Regions from separate parts of the Homo sapiens genome. Here region 2 is linked to region 1. A link is a loop called in an ENCODE intact Hi-C map of the cell type or tissue named here. Cell type or tissue: IMR-90. All regions are shown on one strand. Each heading gives the region's core, and the rest is flanking DNA. Links, peaks and the distances in the headings are about the cores only. Region 1 has its middle 200 kb from the start of RDH14. Region 2 has its middle 99 kb from the start of KCNS3.

Region 1 (8,338 bases), core at 67-8,066:
ATGAAGCAGAAATTATCCCTACCTTCAATGATCAGGGCAGTGTTATGGAAGGAGCAATGCATGGATCTGACCTATATAATGCTGCACACTGATGGCCAATGATGTGGCCAAAGGATCTGGCCTAAATTCCATCAACAGCAAACTATGAATTCTTAGACTTGTCTTATAATTCCTTTGAAACATGTTTACTTATTTGAAGAAGAAAAAATTTTAAAGAGGCTACAGAGATAGCTTAAGGTCAAAGACCAGGCAAGTGAGTGTGCCTCCTTTTTCCTGAGATCCCACTGAAATAAAAAAAATAAGTAAAATAAAAGAACAAAAAAGAACAAAAACAAAAAGAACAAAAAACAATAGTGATGAAGAGAAAGAACTGGAGGATAGAAATGTTATTTATATATAGTTGTAAGAATTCTAAAGAAAATTGGATATAAAATGAGGTGACAAATAAAACGGAAGGAGAATGTCCAGCAGATAATATACCACGAGAGCCGCCAGGGCAGTAGAAGCCCACCTACCCAAAGGACCTCAGAAAGGCACTGCATTCAGAGTCAGCATATGTGTTGCTTGGGGGAGGACAGAGGCAGGAATTAAAAGTTGAGTAGAAGACAGAAGGGGCAATTGAAGGTCAGTATATTGGACAGTTGAACAAAATGTGTTGTGGCTTTTCCTGCCCCACCCCTCCACAACCCACACCCGCTCCAGCCCACAGAAAACAGGCAGCCAATATCTAGCAAAAGGTAATACATGAGGTGGATATTTCTAACAAAATCAAATGGAATTCTTTGAATAATCTAATTCTTCTACCATAACTGTACAGAACCTAGACTAAAACCTTTTACTTTCTGATGTAGAATGGCCAGATTTCAGCCCTCTCAACCCATGGTTAGCATAATCATTAACATGTTCTACCTTGAGATCCTAGATGTAACTCCAATCCAGGTGAGAGCCCTAGCCAGGGAACTAACTTTAATGATGCTTAAAGAAAACCATCTCACAGAAGCAAAATAAATATGACATCAGATTTCATGTTGGAAAAATTGCAAATTAGAGGACAGTTGAACAACATCATTAAAATTCTAAAAAGAAAAACCTAGAATCCTTTACCCAATGAAAATACTTTCAAAAATGGAGGCAAAAGAAAGCCTTCAAAAACACAAAGGCTGAAGGAACTAATCACCAGCATATATATAATATAATAAATATTAAACTAAGTCTTTCAAGCAGAAGGAAAATAATATCGAATGGAAATTTGGTTCTGCGCAAAGGAGTAAAAAGTACCAGAAATAACTACATGAATAAATATAAATACTATTTTTCTTATTACTTAAATATATTCAAAAGATAATTGACCACTTAAAGCATAAGGAATAACAGTAATTTGGAATTTTTACTTGATCGATGTACAAGTAAAACATATGACACTAATAGCATAAAAAAGCAAGAAGGGAGAAACGGAGGCATGATGTCATAGGTCTTATACTAAAAGGTAAGTGGTGTACTACCACTGGAAGGTAGCTGTAAATTAAAGATAGTGCATTAGCCCATTCATGGTGCTATAACAAAAATACCAGAGACTGGGTGTCTTAACAATAGTAGAAATGTATTGCTCACAGTTCTAGAGTCTGGGAAATCCTAGATCAAAGGGTTGGCAGATTCGATGTCTGATGAGGGCCTACTTCCTGGTTCATAGCTGGACATCTTTTCACTGCATCCTCACATGGTGGAGGGCATGACCGAGCTCTCCAGGGTCTTTTGTTATAATATAAGGGCACTCATTCCATTCATGAGGGCTCTGTCTTCATGACTTAACCTTCTCCTAAAAGCCATACCTCTAAACACCATTACACTAGGGGTTAAAATTTCAACAAAAGGATTTCGAGTGGGCACCAACATTCAGTTCATAACACACATCTAATAGATGTGCTCATGAATGCTTCACACGTCCTCCTCCTGCTCTGGCCTTTACTTTGGGAGCATGAGTTATTGACTTTCCCCAGAACCACAGACAGGAGAGCAGCAATTCATCTGTCCTGCTGGCAGCTTGCACTGAAGGCAATGGCTGCCTCCACATTCTCTAGGTGACAGGCTATCACACATGGCTTTCATCTGATTCCCCTGCAAGATTTGGGCTGTGGAGAAATAGAATCTTTTATCCAGATATTTTAGTGCATAGAATTGTGTGTGATTAAATCATTTATCCAGAGCTTGTACCTAAAGCAGGCCCTGATATGAACCTAAACCTGTATTCTAGGCCTCCCCACATTCACCACATCGGGGTCTGATACTCCCACCACAGGGGGACTACTTTCTTTTTTATCATGCCTGTGAGTTCTTTGAAATCAAAAGCGGAATGTTATCCCTGGCTGGGGCTTTAGAGATCTAGTGTTACCCCCTTTTTTTTTTATTGCAACATAATATTTGTACATACTGATGGGGTACCTGTGATATGGAAGGGGGGCAGGGAAGTGCTGAGTAGAGAAAGGTGCCCTCCCTCGCTAGGGCTCCACCCCCGGGCCTGTGCCCATAGACCTAGGTTTGGACAGGCACTGCTGTTTTTGTGCCCAAGTGTTGCATTTTCTATGACCACCCTGGCCTGCCACACCCCCATCCTATGCCTATGAAAATCCTGGGGCCCTAGCAGGCACAGACATGAGCAGCTGGACATCAAGAAGAACAGACCAGTGGAAGAACACATAAGTGGTTGGATGTCGAGAGAAGCAGAGGGGCAGAAGAACACACTGGCAAACACCAGGAGACACTGGCAGTCACCAGCAGATGCCGGCAGGCCACCTATGGTGGGACAATGCAAAGTTTGGATGAAGACAGTTGGAGAAGAGCCGCTGCTGAGCATCCCGACTCCAGGGGAAGACCACCCCGACTCCAGGGGAAGACCACCCCACCTCTGGCTCCCATCCATCTGCTGAGAGCTACTTCCACCACTCAATAAAATCTTGAACTCATTCTCCAAGCCCACGTGTGATCCGATTTTTCCAGTACACTAAGGCAAGAACCCAGGGATACGGACAGCCCTCTGTCCTTGTGATAAGGCAGAGGGTCTAAACTGAGCTGATTAACAAAGCTGCCCACAGACAGCAAAACTAAAAGTGCACACGCCCCAGGAACTGTAAGCATTCACTTCCAGATGCCGCCATGAGGTCGGAGACCACACGCCTCACAACCTGCCCATCTGCATGCTCCCCTTAGAGGTTTGAGCAGCGGGGCACCAAAGAAGCGAGCCACACCCCCATCACACACCCTGTGAGGGGGATAAGGGAACTTTTCCCGTTTCACATATAATATTTTGTTACATGCATAGAATGTGTAGTGACCAAGTCAGGGTATTTAGGCTATCTATCACTGAGTGCATTTATCATTTCCGTGTGTTTGGAACATTTTAAATTCCAAACATTTGAGCTATTTTGAAATATAAAATACATTGTTGTTAACTATAGTCACCCAACTCTGCTACCAAAAATTAGGTCTTATTCCTGCTATCGAACTGTATATTTGTAACCACTAACCAGCCTCTCTCATCCTGCAAACACACCCTTCTTCACCTCATTTTACAAATGGAATTAGAAGAATAACAGGGTTAGGGACCTTGCTGAATGTACCTGAAGGTGAATGAATGTCAGCCTAGAACCAGTGATCCCTGATCTGTGGGCTGATGCTATGTCCGCGCTCCCTGACATTTACAGGACCAAGTGACCATGAACTCAGGACTATGAACCTCATCCAGGGACTCTCCCAATAGGCCCCGAACCCATAGGAATGACCCCCTTTCATTCAGCTTCTTCTAGTTCAAAGTACTTCTTGAGATTCCTTAGGATTTCTGTGAGCTGAGCTGTGTCATGGCTGCAAATTTTAACTGTACCAGACATAGTTCTTACTATGGTAAAAAGCAAACAGACATTTCCTATTATTGGTCTCCATAACCTTTCAAGAATCCAGACTGATAAATGTCCCTGGCTGTGGGAGGTGACTGACAGGCAGGAGCCTGGCAGCGCGTTGTCACAGGATGAATGACAGCTGAGGGCCTGTAACCTTTTCCGGTCATAATAGGGAGACAGAAATGAAAATGTTGTGTGGAGCACATCAGATTGTGATTCAGAGCAGGGAGGTAAGGACTAGGAGTCTATGGACTTGCAGAGGGAGATGAATAAAGATGGGTGCATGCACAGGACAGCAATTTTAGGCCCACCACATGCTGGGCATCATAAGGGGGATGAGATGGGAAGACGTGCATTTCTGTGAAGAGCTGATTGTCCCAGAAAAGTGGCATCAGCATTTCTATAGACTCAGCCATGGCACTGGTTGTTCATACATTTGTCATGTGATTTCCTTTAGGATAGAAACTATCTATCGTTCATGTAAAATTGACCTTGAACTCTGTAAGGAAGGTGGATGATGTCATCTGTCATATCATAACTCATTACAAAATATTAGTTTCAGGCTTTGTGTTAAGTGTTAGGGAGCAACAATGGTTGAGATAGATTCAAATATGTTCTTCACTCTCATAGAATTTACTTAGATAAGCAAGTATGAGTATGTGCATATGTGTGTGTACACTCATACATATATATGTTTACATGCATAAATGTGAGCTTAGTAAGTGCATAGCTTTCAACCAAATGATGTGTTGGGAGACCAGCCCAAAGATTTCAGCCAAGCAACATAATACACTGTGGTGGAATGAGCAAGGGCTTTGAAATGTGACCCTTGCCACTAACTGTTCACATCATTAGCGGGATTATTTAACTTTTTAGATTTCCCCCACCCTGTCCAACTTCCACACTTATCTATCCTATTGCAGGGTTATTGTGAAGGCAATGGGTGGGGTGTAATTTGCAGAGGGACATTTCAAGCAATAGTCATGGAACAGTGATGATTCTGTGGCTCCTCAAGATGTCCATGAAACTAAGACAATGTAGAGAGTATGTGCCATAGACACTGGCATGTGGCGGACCCCAAGAGCTTGGTAATGAGAAAATTATGATTACCTCTGGTACTTACACTGCAAAACCAATACACCATGGGTTATGCACAGTCATGCAGGGCCACCTTAAGAAAATAGAATACCTCCCAGGTGTAAAACTTCCAAAGGTACCAACATTTTATCAGAAGGTGCTGGTAAGCCTCCAAAGCATAACAAAAGTAAGGTCACCCAGGGACTGCCCTTAGGAGAAAGGACTTGAGATAGATAACATGGTTGTGGCCATCTCCACTCTGCCGGGGAGGAAAACCCCCAACACAGAGGTGGCCACTTCAGAGCTTGATGCTATTGCATTTCCAGATAATTTGCCTGAGTTTCCATATTATGAGTTCACTTATCTGATCTTTTATCAATTCTGCCTTCTACATTCCTCAAATGTATCCACTTCTACCTTCACCTTTGCCCCCACCATATTTCACGCCACCAGTGTTTCTCACCGCACCAGCTTCCTCACTTCTGTCTGTACTTCCAGGCCCACCCCCCGCCCATCTCCCTTCCAATAATTCCATGCACCACAGCCAGACAGATCGTTCTAAATCATGAATTTCTTGTTACTTTCCTGCTAAATCCCTTCAGATAGGTTTCCTATTATGTTCAGTATGCAATCTGAATACCCTGACGTGGTTAAAGGGCTTAATAGGCTGGCTCTGCCACACTCTGCAGTATCTATTCCAACCTGCTTTCCCCTCTGGATATAATCTCCTGCCACAGTGCACAAAGGCCTGCCTCCTTTATGGTGTACTCACCTTCCCTGCTTCTCAGGTGATCTGTTACACCGTCCTCAATTCTTCCTGTGAATATCGCTTTCCTGGGCTGGGTGCCCCTTCTATGTGCTCTCAGCTCCAGCACCTGCCTTCACGTCTGCCTTTTGCACATCAGATGGGACTGCTTGCTTGCTTTTGTGACTCACTGGCAAGGTGACTGTAATCCTTGTAAATGAAGAAACTGTGGCTTCCCCCTCTATGCTCCAGGTTCCCCATCTGAGAACTAGGAATGAGGACAGCAGTGAGTTCGCAGAGCTGTGATGAGAATCAAAAAAGCTAATGATCACAAAACACTTAGTTTCTGACAGAGAATAACTATGCGAGTGCTTATTTATATATAACATAAGAAATCACATACAGAGAATATAAAGTCATACTTTTGCATATAGTTATTATTACTATTACACTTCTTTTCCTGCTATAACTTTAGAATACTGTACAGTGCATGGCAAAAAGAAGTCTCAATAAATATTTGTTAAATAAGAAAATTAGTTTCATACATTCCATGTAACCATCTGATTTTTATTTGATTTCTTATGTCTCTTGATTACCAGGGGCAATTTAACCTTGCCAGGACCAAAAGCAAAACAAAACAAAACAAATAAACCAAAAAGAAAATCATCTTGTACAACTAACAACCATACTTTTCTAAACGCCACTAAATGGTCATTTTTGCTTTTGTATATTAGTCTCTTATAAGATCTGTTAGGGAGTCAGTCTCTCCAAGCCAGTTCAACTCTGGGAGTATTGAACTTGAAGGGCTGAGGATGCAATCATGTGTGCTGGTGAAATCACTAAAGGTAACACTGCTTTTCAAAGTTTTGGTTTTCTGAACTCTCAAGCCACTCCTCTTCCCAAATATCCCATTGTAAGCCTTCCTCAAACTTATTCCACAAGTACTTCCACATTCTCTCTCGCTCCCCTGTAAAAAGGGGGGAGGATGGAGAAAAATACAAAACAGACAACAGCTTCACTTTCTATACTACTCATTAGCTGAGATAGTTTGGAAGACAGGAGACTGCAGCGTTTGGGCAGCGGGAGGTGCAGGCCACGTGGTGGATCTCAGGGAGGCTGGCAGGAAGGTAAGAGCATGGCTGTTGGCCAGTGCAAGTGAATCCCAAATCCCAAACGAACTGGCTGTGGGCACTGGGCAATGATAATAGCCAACCTTATTGATCATTTTTCATCCTCTGGTGCAGTGTTAAAAACACTAAGCAGGGAGGTGGGGGGCTAATTTTTTTATTGTACTTATTTTTCTTCAAATAAACTTTATTGTTTATTTGAGAATATTAAATATTTGAGAATTACAGCATGACATTATGGGATACATGTAGGTACACAGACACTAAACATAAAAAGTAACTGAGACATTGAGAGCTTAATCACTATTCCAGAAATCAAAGAGCCAGTAAGAAGCAGAGCTGGGATTCAAAGCCAGGCAGCTTGACTATAGGGCTTGTACTCTTTACCAACAGTCTCTCAGTTTTCCTCTATCAAAAATGGGCCCATTACCCACATGCTATAGGATTTTTGTAATCATTACAGAAAATGAATATGGCAGGCACATAATAAACAGTGGCTACGTCAACCACCAACTCTGGGATCTCTAGCAATTTCCTTTGCTTCTGTGGTCTTCAGGTTTCCCGAGTACTTAATGAAAAGGATAGAGAAGTAACTCAGAATTCTGAGATTACAGCTTACATCTGCCCAAGAGCAATATGTTTCCCTCTTACTGAGGTGTCAGTCTACTGGCCCTCATCCTCTGAGGCATTTAAGCCTAAAGGCCAAACCTCCCCCATAGCCACCTATATCTCCAATTATAGCTTGTGAACTTAAATAGAGCCACTGCATACTCATCATTTTGATGGTTGCTTGCTAAGCTGTCTTTTAAGGTATGAAAAACTCAGAGTATAGAAAGAGGAATGAAAAAAGAATTACAAGATAGAGAGATGGACAACAGTCTCCAGCCATAGATTGATTAATGGTCCAACTTAAACTTGGAATTAGACAACCCACCGCATGGGCAAGAGAACTCATCTCCGAAGAATCTTCTAGCAAATCTGTCTAATTAAGGAACACCGATGACAAGCCAAGCCACATAGCTTTCATGGCCCTGACCCATGCTTGGGACTTCAGAAATGTCCTAACATCACTGGATACAAACATCACAGAAGTTCTTGTATGACTTTCTCTGCAGGTAGTATTGAATCTGGGAAAAAAGCATTCCAGAGTAGAACATTGTCCCAACCACCTGGTAACCTGGGTTGGCCCTGTCTCAGAGAAGACAAGGGAGATGGAGTTTGGGGCAAGATGCCATTTATCTGTTGTATTCTCAACCTCACCTCATCACCCACCCACCTAGGAGTGCCCTTGAATGGTTTCAACCCAAGTAAGACTGATTAAACTTTCTTTCCACAGCAAGGACAACCATACCTTCCAGATAGGAATATTCTCACTTTGTAGTTACGAGTTTTTTTCCTAGAAAAGAAGGATTCCTTTTAATTTTTGTGATAATTTTATGAATTTTTATGCTTCAGAGCTAAGGATCATTTCACTGTGACTTTCAGCAATATAATTTAAT
Region 2 (8,338 bases), core at 265-8,264, 390 kb after region 1:
ATATTTCCTGATACATCACCAACCCCGGGCACCTTCTGCTCTACTCTACTTTTCCATTATTCACTGCCAGCAAATATGTGTTAGACATCTACTAGGAGAAGAAATAGGACTGGGTCCTAAGGAAGCTACAGAATGAATAAAGTAGTTGCTGGCCACCGAAGCTCATGGTTTGGTAGGGATATAGACACACAGCTATACACATATACACAAACACAAAATTAGCAACAAAATGTGTTGTATGGATGAGAACCACAGATAAATGCTATAGAAGTGCTGAGGGGTGGTAACCCCAAAGTTGGGCACTCAGAGTAGGAACTTATTAATAGGTCAAGGCACAGGAGAATGGAATTTGGAAAGCCTTAATGTGAGGCTAAGAAGTTCTGACTTGTCTTTTGGACTTAGAAAGGCACTGGAAATTTTTGAGCAGGCTCATGAGCAGAGTTATAATTTAGAAATGCTATTTCAGCAGCCAGGGCTGAATGGATTAGATAGATATAGAAATGAACATTTCAGTAGAAGGACTAAAAGATGAAATTGAAGAAATCTCTCAGAAAATAATACTTTAAAATTAAAAAAAAAAACAAAGGAGAGTGAGATCATAGCATGAAGAGAGAACTTCAGTAGCAAAGGGGAGACAAGATTCTGCCATTTTTTGGGAATTGCATGTACTCTGTGTTAGGCTGTTCTTCCATTGCTATAAGAAAACACTGGAGGTTGGGTAATTTATAAATAAAAGTCATTTAATTGGCTCACAGTTCTGCAGGCTGTACAAGCAGCACGGTGCTGGCATATGCTCGGCTTCTCAGGAGGCCTCAGGAAGCTTACAATCATGGTGGAATGTGAAGAGGGAGCAGACGTCTCACGTGGCAAGAGCGGGAGCAAGAGAGAGTGAAGGGGGTGGTGCTATATACTTTTAAACAACCAGATCTCACAAGAACTCATTCACTATTGCAAGTACAGCACCAAGGGGATGGTTCTAAACCATTCATAAGAAATCTGCCCCCGTGATTGAATCACCTTCCAGCAGGCCCCACCTCCAACCTTGAGGATTACGTTTCAACATGATATTTGAAGTGGACAACATCCTAACCACATCACACTCCTATATGGCTAGAGGGCAGAGTAAATTCAGGAGATATGGGACATAAGACCTGCTAAGTATTTGGAGGCTGGTTACAAAGGAATTCAGGTATCGCAAAAATAAATTTGGACAATTCAGTGAGTTAATAGGGAGCTATTAGAGGCTTTAGGGCCAGGACAGGGGTGGGCCACAGCTGGAACTGAGCTTTAGGAAGGTCAATTCTAAGCAGATGCAAGATGAACAGGAACATGACTGTGAACTTCTCACAACCTGGCAGATATTGTCATAGCCCTGAGAAGGATGATGGGCCTCCTGCATTTTCAGCCTGGCCCTAAGACTTTCTGCTTTCTGTAGTTGCCCATAAATCATGTTTGACTGGCAAAGCCAGCCCTCATCCCACATGCATATAGTCTGGCTCTTTATGAGACAGGGAGTCATATCTGACAACCATCAAGCTGGAAGGAGCTCATGGGCTCAGCAAAGCCCAATAATCTACCCATGGTGATCAAATCCAGCCTCTCTCCTCCCAGAGGCTGACTCTGCCTGACTCAGACTACTGAATTGAAAGAATGCAATTTTTTGCCTATGATGAACCCAAACAAATCCCCTTAAAAATAATTCATTGAGGAGTAAGGAAAATAGAATGCAGTCATCCTTTACTTTCTAAAGTCTTTGGGTTTGAGGAGAATGGCTAAAGGATGCAAATTCTCTTAATCACAGCAGGCATTCATTTGCCAGCAGTGTTTTGAGTACCTACTCTGCAATATATTCTTCCCAATGAAGGATTTGGGTGTATATAAGCTTTCGGTTGAATCCATCTAAAAAGCAAAGAATCTTCTCCCAATTTCTCTGTTTCCTAAGTTTGAGTTTTTGCATGTTCAAGTGTTAATTTTAAGTGACAAAATATGTGCAAGGCCTGCCTAATGTAAACTATAAAACATTACTGAGAGAATAAAAGGTGACCTAGATAAATGGAGAGATACACTGTGTTCCTGGATCAGAAGACTCAATATTATTAAGATGTCAACTCTCTCCATATTGACCTATAGGTTAAATGCAATCCCAATCAAAATCCCAACGAGGTTTTGTTTGTCAAAATTGACAAGCTGATTCTAAATGTATAGGATAATATAAAAGTTGTACATAGTCATATCAACCTTGAAAAAAAGAACAAAGTTGTGGCACTTATCCTATCTGCTTTCAAGAATTACTATAAAGCTACAGTTATTCAGACAGTAATAGTATCTTAAATAAAGTGTGATATTGGCATAAATACAGCCATATTTAGCAATAGAACAGAATAAAGGGTCCAAAAACAGAGCCACAAATGACACAGGCAAAGTCAAATAAGATACAGTTTCTACTTTCAAGAGGTTCAGAGTCTACATGGAGATTCTCAGCAAGTTAAAAATTACAATTCAGTGTGACACATACTACTAGAGCCCAGATACAGGGTCTCCAGCCCACCTGAGGAGATGGATCTACAAAGTTTCCCTAGGGGAGGTATTGTCTGGGCTGAATGCTGAAAGATTAATCAGAGTTTGCACGATGAAGAGGTGAGAGTCATTGGTAGAAACATATGGGGAGGAGCAGAGACACAGATGAGCATGAGACAGCCTGGTCTCCACACAGACCTGGAGAACGGTGCATGCCGGAGTGTGGAGAGGCAGGAGAACGGAGAGGAAAACCAGCAGCCACATTGTGACAAGCTTTATGTACTAAGACAAAGGGTTGGAATTCATTCCACAGGTGATCAAAAGCCATTGAAAACTTATACACAGGGCTGTGACATGGTCATTTTTGTGTTCTGAAATGTCATTCCACTAGAAGGATAAAAAAAACAACAAAGGTAAATTAGGATTGGAGGTAGCAAGACCAGTCAGGATGCTATTGAAATATTCCAGTTGGGACATAGTGGAGCCTTAACCTACCCTAAACCTTAACCTAAGTGAGCATATGATATATTAGAGGGATGTGTGAAAGGCATAATCAGGAGGAATTGATAACTTATTAGATGTGTGGTGGAGAAAACATAGGAAATGACTTACAGGGTTTTATTTTCTTGCCTCTTTTTTTCTATCATATGTAACCTAAATTATCTGGTTTACATTTAAAAGTGAAAACAAAGCCCTCTTTGAGTAGGTGACCCCATACAAGCACAGAAGCTAGTAAATCTACAGGGTACTACGCTCACCACCACCTGGGTGACTGATTGACTGATTCAATCATACTCCAAACCTCGACATCACTCAACATACCCATGTAACACATCTGTACATGTACCCTCTGATTCTAAAAGTTGAAAGAAAATAAAAGAATCTGGAACTGAGATTTAGGAAGGTCAATTCTAAGCAGATGCAAGATGAACAGTAACATGACTGTGAACTTCTCACAACCTGGCAGGTATTGGCACAGCCCTGAGAAAAACGTCGTGGTGCACTTCACTCACAGCACTGCAATATCTCCTACTGTGTCCAGTTCATATTCATTTGCCTGCAGGGAATTCTTAGATCCTGCCCACCAAGTGTGTAACGGAGTATTTACCCAGCAAAGGCGCAGAATGTGATTCTGGAATTGTGCTTGGCCTCAATGGGGGTTAAAATGAAAACACTCTGAGCCAGTAAAAGGAGACATCAGCACACCTCAATCCAAGCTTCCATTTTTTCCTTTCCTAGTAAAGCTGTAAGGCCCTTACTGGTCTGCAAATGATTTATCTGTTTCAAGTCCTGCCAAACTTTGGACCAGCTCTCTCCAGACACTAGACTATAAATGGCTGAAGAAATAACAGGAAAGAAGCAGAGTTGAAAGGCCAGTGGGCAACTGGTTTTCTTTAGCTCTGTCTGAACTGAATAATCAGCCAACTGGGGTCAGCCCAGTCATGTGAATCCCACCTTTTGTTACTCAGGGAGACAACTCATGTGACCTCATCTCAGAGCAGTCACTGGGACTGGCAACGTTCTCAAGAGTCTTAAGCCCCACCGCATATATTCCTAAGAGCCACCAAGACTACTGTTTATTTCTTCATAAGCCACAAAGAACATTCCACTGTACAAAGTCAGCTTATTACAAGTTTTTTTAAGAAAGGAAAAAAAAAGGAGGAAAACCTGGATAATCTCTCATTGGCCTGATCCCATTCTGTTGCAGAAGGAGGAAGGAATGCAGTGTGTGGCTGCTCAAGTGACCCCTGAGAAGCTGGATCCTGGCTGCTCCAGAGGAGGAGCCATCTGTTTATAGGACTGGGTGGTGCCATGGGTAGGGTCAGGCGACAAAACAAACAGCTACAGTAGTTTCTTTCCAAAATCACTGCCTCGCCTACTTTTTGCTATCTGATACTACTGAGATGCCTATTTTCGGAATCAAAAGCACAGACAGCCTTTCTGGAAGCACCTGTTTACCTACTCAAAATAGAACAGAAATAGCCTCAAAACCCCTCCTCTTGCTGTCCTGAAGGAACATGTGAGTCAGACAGAGTTGGGTTGGGACCAGTTCCCAGTGGGGACTGTGGGGAAGAGGCTCTATCGCAGTCATCTGGGCTTTTTCAAACTATACCTCCTATCCCAATTAAAGGGCTATGGCTACTTCCCTCACCACCTTTTGAGAACTCCTGCTGTTGTAAGCCACCAGTTGATGTTGGCATAACCTTCATGTATGCATAGTGGGTGAAGGGGCTCCGAATAGCACTCACTGGCAGGGCAGCAGTTGGAGAAGGCTGCCTGTAGGCTGAAGTCTGATACCCATCTTCTGTGGTCTGAATATAGTTTGTTTGCCCCTACCAAGACTCATGGTGAAGTCTGATCCCCAGTGTTAGAGATAGGGCTTGGTAGGAGGTGTTTGGGTCATGAGGATGGATCCCTCATGAATGGCTTGGTGCCATCCTCACAGTAGTCAATGAGTTCTTGCTCTATTAGTTTCCATAAGAACTGGTTGTTGAAAAGAGCAGGTAATGCCTACTTCTTTTTGCCTTCCCCCATGAGTGGAAGCTTCCTGAGGCCCTCACCAGAAACAGATGCTTATGCCATGACAGGCTGCAGAGCCACGAGCCAAATAAATCTCTATTATTTATGAATTACCCAGCCTCAGATATTCATTAATAGCAGAACAAATGAACTAAGATCCCATCCCTGAAAGAGGTGAGGCAAAATTATAAACCCGATGCGGAATACAAAGCAGAAAATTAAATCAGGACTCAGCAGGCTGTTGGCAAGTAAGAGCTCCAATCACCAAATTAAAACAGAGCAAGAACCAATTACAAAGCCCTATGTTGTTGTGTTAGTCAGTTTGGGCTGCTATTACAAAAATGGGTGGATTAAACAACAGAAATGTATTTCTCAAAGTTCTAGAGGCTGGGAAGTCCAAGATCAGGTGCCAGCATGGTCAGTTCTGGTGAGGGCCCTCTTCCTGGTTTGCAGATGGCCATCTTTTTGCTGAGTCCTCACATGGCAGAGAGCAGAGAGAGAAGCAGCAACCTTTCTCCTATCTCTTCTTATAAGGTCACTAATACTATTGTGAGGACTCCACCCTTATAACCTAATCACCTCCCAAAGGCTCCATCTCCTAATATCATCCCACTAGGGGTTAGGCCTTAAACATACAAATTTGAAAGGGACATAAACATGCAGTCCAAACAGTTACATAGTATACCAGAGATATTTATTGCTTAACAAAATCTATGTGCTTTCTTAAATTTCCAAAACCCCTTGCAGTTAGCAAAGGCCACGTAAACTAGTTCTAGCCAATGGGGAGTGAGCAGAAATGATGTGTGTCATTTCCAAGTGAAAGCACTTAAGAGATGAGGCTCACCCTCCAGCTCACTCTCCCTCTGCTAGGTAACCTGAAAGCCCACATGCTGTGGCTACAGGATGCACGAAACTGAGCTCTTTAAGTTACTGCTTGAAAGAAAATTATCCTACAGTGCTGCCAGACTCATGAGTGAGAAATAAACTTTATGTGTTAAGCCACTGATATTTGAGGGTTGGTTTGTTACTGCACTAAATCCTAGATTAGCCTGACTAACAGAGATAACAAGCAAGAAGTCAAGGCAGAGACTTAGGCCTGGAATTGTCACAAAATAGCTTCTGTCACTGAATCAAGGTAAAGCAAGAATCCAGCAAGAAACAGAGTGAGGTCAGAGCAGTACTGAAGCCAGCTTGCCTGAGAACAGAACCCCTGAGCCCCTCACTTTGCTTCCACCTTGGGACTGGGCTGCTCTGAGACCCTAGGACAGGTATGAGCTGGGGATGGGGCTGAGTGGCCTCTAGGACTATAAAATTAAAAATTTGGATTTGGTGAGCTCTAAAACACTTTACAGGTTAGACTATCTTGTATAGGACTTGTGTGAGAGCATAGGAAGAACCTGCAAGACCACTGAACAGACAGAATCTGCACTAGAAATAATATATGAGAAGTCTGAATACTCAAGTCAGAGAGTTTCCAAAAATTTTGACTGTGCTTATTTATCCAGTTATCAAAAGCGCAATAACACCACCGGTTCTTCAAAGGTATTATATACTCAAAATATTTCTCCCTTTTTATCTCTGGGTAAGATGTAGAAAATTCACCTGATAAGCTGGCCAACTTTGAAAACAATCATTCTTAACACATACTCAAAGGAAGACACCTTGAGGAAGCATGAGCTCTTATTATATCAGATAATTGGCTTCAGATATCAGCTTATCTGCACTGAATGAGAATTATGTCTCCAAGAGTTTCTATACTTATCAACTACTAAGCTCGTCTTCAGAGATGCTTAACTATAAAATATATCACCTCTGTAAACTATTATGCACTATTGATTTTTTTCTGCCTATGTAAAAGTTTCCCATTTCCCTGTCACTTGCTGATCATCCTGTTCGTTTTTATATACCTAATATCTGAGTAGTTCAAAGGCCTCACATTGAATTTGGTTTATGTTCCTCAAAAGGAACATTCTGCCTTTTATTAAAGGAGATTGCCTGTGAAAATATAGCAAGGATGGCTCTTCTAAATGATCTACTACCAAATTCAATTCACATTCTACCTTGTACCTTATCACTCTTTAAAATCATTGTACAATGCAGGATAGTGAAAAGAACGTGGGTTTTGTTTCAGACAAATCTAGTTATTAATTCTCAGCTCAGAAATTCCTTGGCTATATGAACCTCAACGTGATATTTAAGCACTTTCAGCCTCCAGAAAAATGGCATGCCAATGTCTTACAGAATTTTAATAAAAATTATGTGCCTACCATACATAAGGTGCTCAAAATAGTATTTATTATTATAGAATGTTAGAGCTGAAAGCACCTTAGAGCTTATCTAGTCTGACTCCTTATCTTACAGAGGTAGAAATAGGGACTTGCTTAGATTACTTGAGGGTTTAAGGATCTCTTCGAATTTCACTACAGTGTTGCAGTTGCCCCTTCTACTCCTCTGCCCCAGTTTTCATCAAAGACATCCTAATTTATAATTCCAGTGGAGGTGTTTTCCTTGATATTTTGCTAGACCTCGCTGCTGCATTCATTGGCTGAGTATTTCTAAAAACTCTGCTCTCAGGGCTCTCAGGACCTCTCACTTTATTGAAATGCCAGGTCTATCTGATAACATCTTTGTCTCCTTAATTCTGGTGTGCTACAGGGTTTTATCCTGGGCCACTGTCTTTCATACTCCTGTATAGTTACACTCCTGTTTTCTATAACTCCTATGATAATAACTGGCAAATTTGGACCTCCATCCCAGAGCTCTTACCCCAAGCTCTGGACAGTCAGCTCTGACTAGCTGCTCAACCATCTACCTGGAGCTCCCTCAGCCCCTTCATGTTCAACAGCACTGAAAGTTAATTCATTAGACTACCCCCAGGTCCATGTATTTTTCCTCTTATAGGCTCTTCTTCAGTAAAAGGCACCTCCAACCATCCAAACACTCAATCAAGAAACTTAGGACTCATTTTTTAATTCTCTCTTTCCATGCCCTGCTCCTGTACTAAGTATTTCCAAAATCCATTCCCTTTTGTGCACCAACACTACCCTTGCTCTAGTTTAGGTCTTCATTGTCTCTCCTTGGAATTGCTTCTGCATCCATCTTAAGTGGTCTCCCTGCTTCTGAATATATACCCCTCATACCCATCATCCACAGCAAGCAGAATAAATTGTCTAAAACAATGCTACTTAAAGTATGGGCGTTAGACAAGTGGATAGTTTCCAGACATAACAAAATAAGAAGCTTCTGCCAGAATGAAAAACCACATCACTTATCTTGCTCTTTAAGTTTAGTAGACTTTTGT

What was found. Hi-C counts contacts between places; a loop is a spot of excess contacts. Peaks named below come from ENCODE experiments on the same cell type or tissue, not always from the same donor. Only the 100,000 strongest peaks of a DNase experiment are listed, where the experiment ranks them.
Region 2: a loop joins it to region 1, with 4 times the contacts of the local background. A loop is called at or near these places in 2 of 110 quality-filtered maps.

What each region holds. Positions count from the first base shown.
Region 1 is chr2:18,359,209-18,367,546 of GRCh38, reverse strand. No RefSeq gene overlaps it. Among named protein-coding and RNA genes, the nearest start is that of RDH14, 200 kb to the left of the region's middle. In IMR-90, for the core only: no CTCF peak of the experiment used is centred there; a DNase peak (open chromatin) is centred at 4,646; H3K27ac peaks cover 689 bases.
Region 2 is chr2:17,973,166-17,981,503 of GRCh38, reverse strand. No RefSeq gene overlaps it. Among named protein-coding and RNA genes, the nearest start is that of KCNS3, 99 kb to the right of the region's middle. In IMR-90, for the core only: no CTCF peak of the experiment used is centred there; DNase peaks (open chromatin) are centred at 1,643, 4,063 and 4,533; H3K4me3 peaks cover 232 bases; H3K27ac peaks cover 930 bases.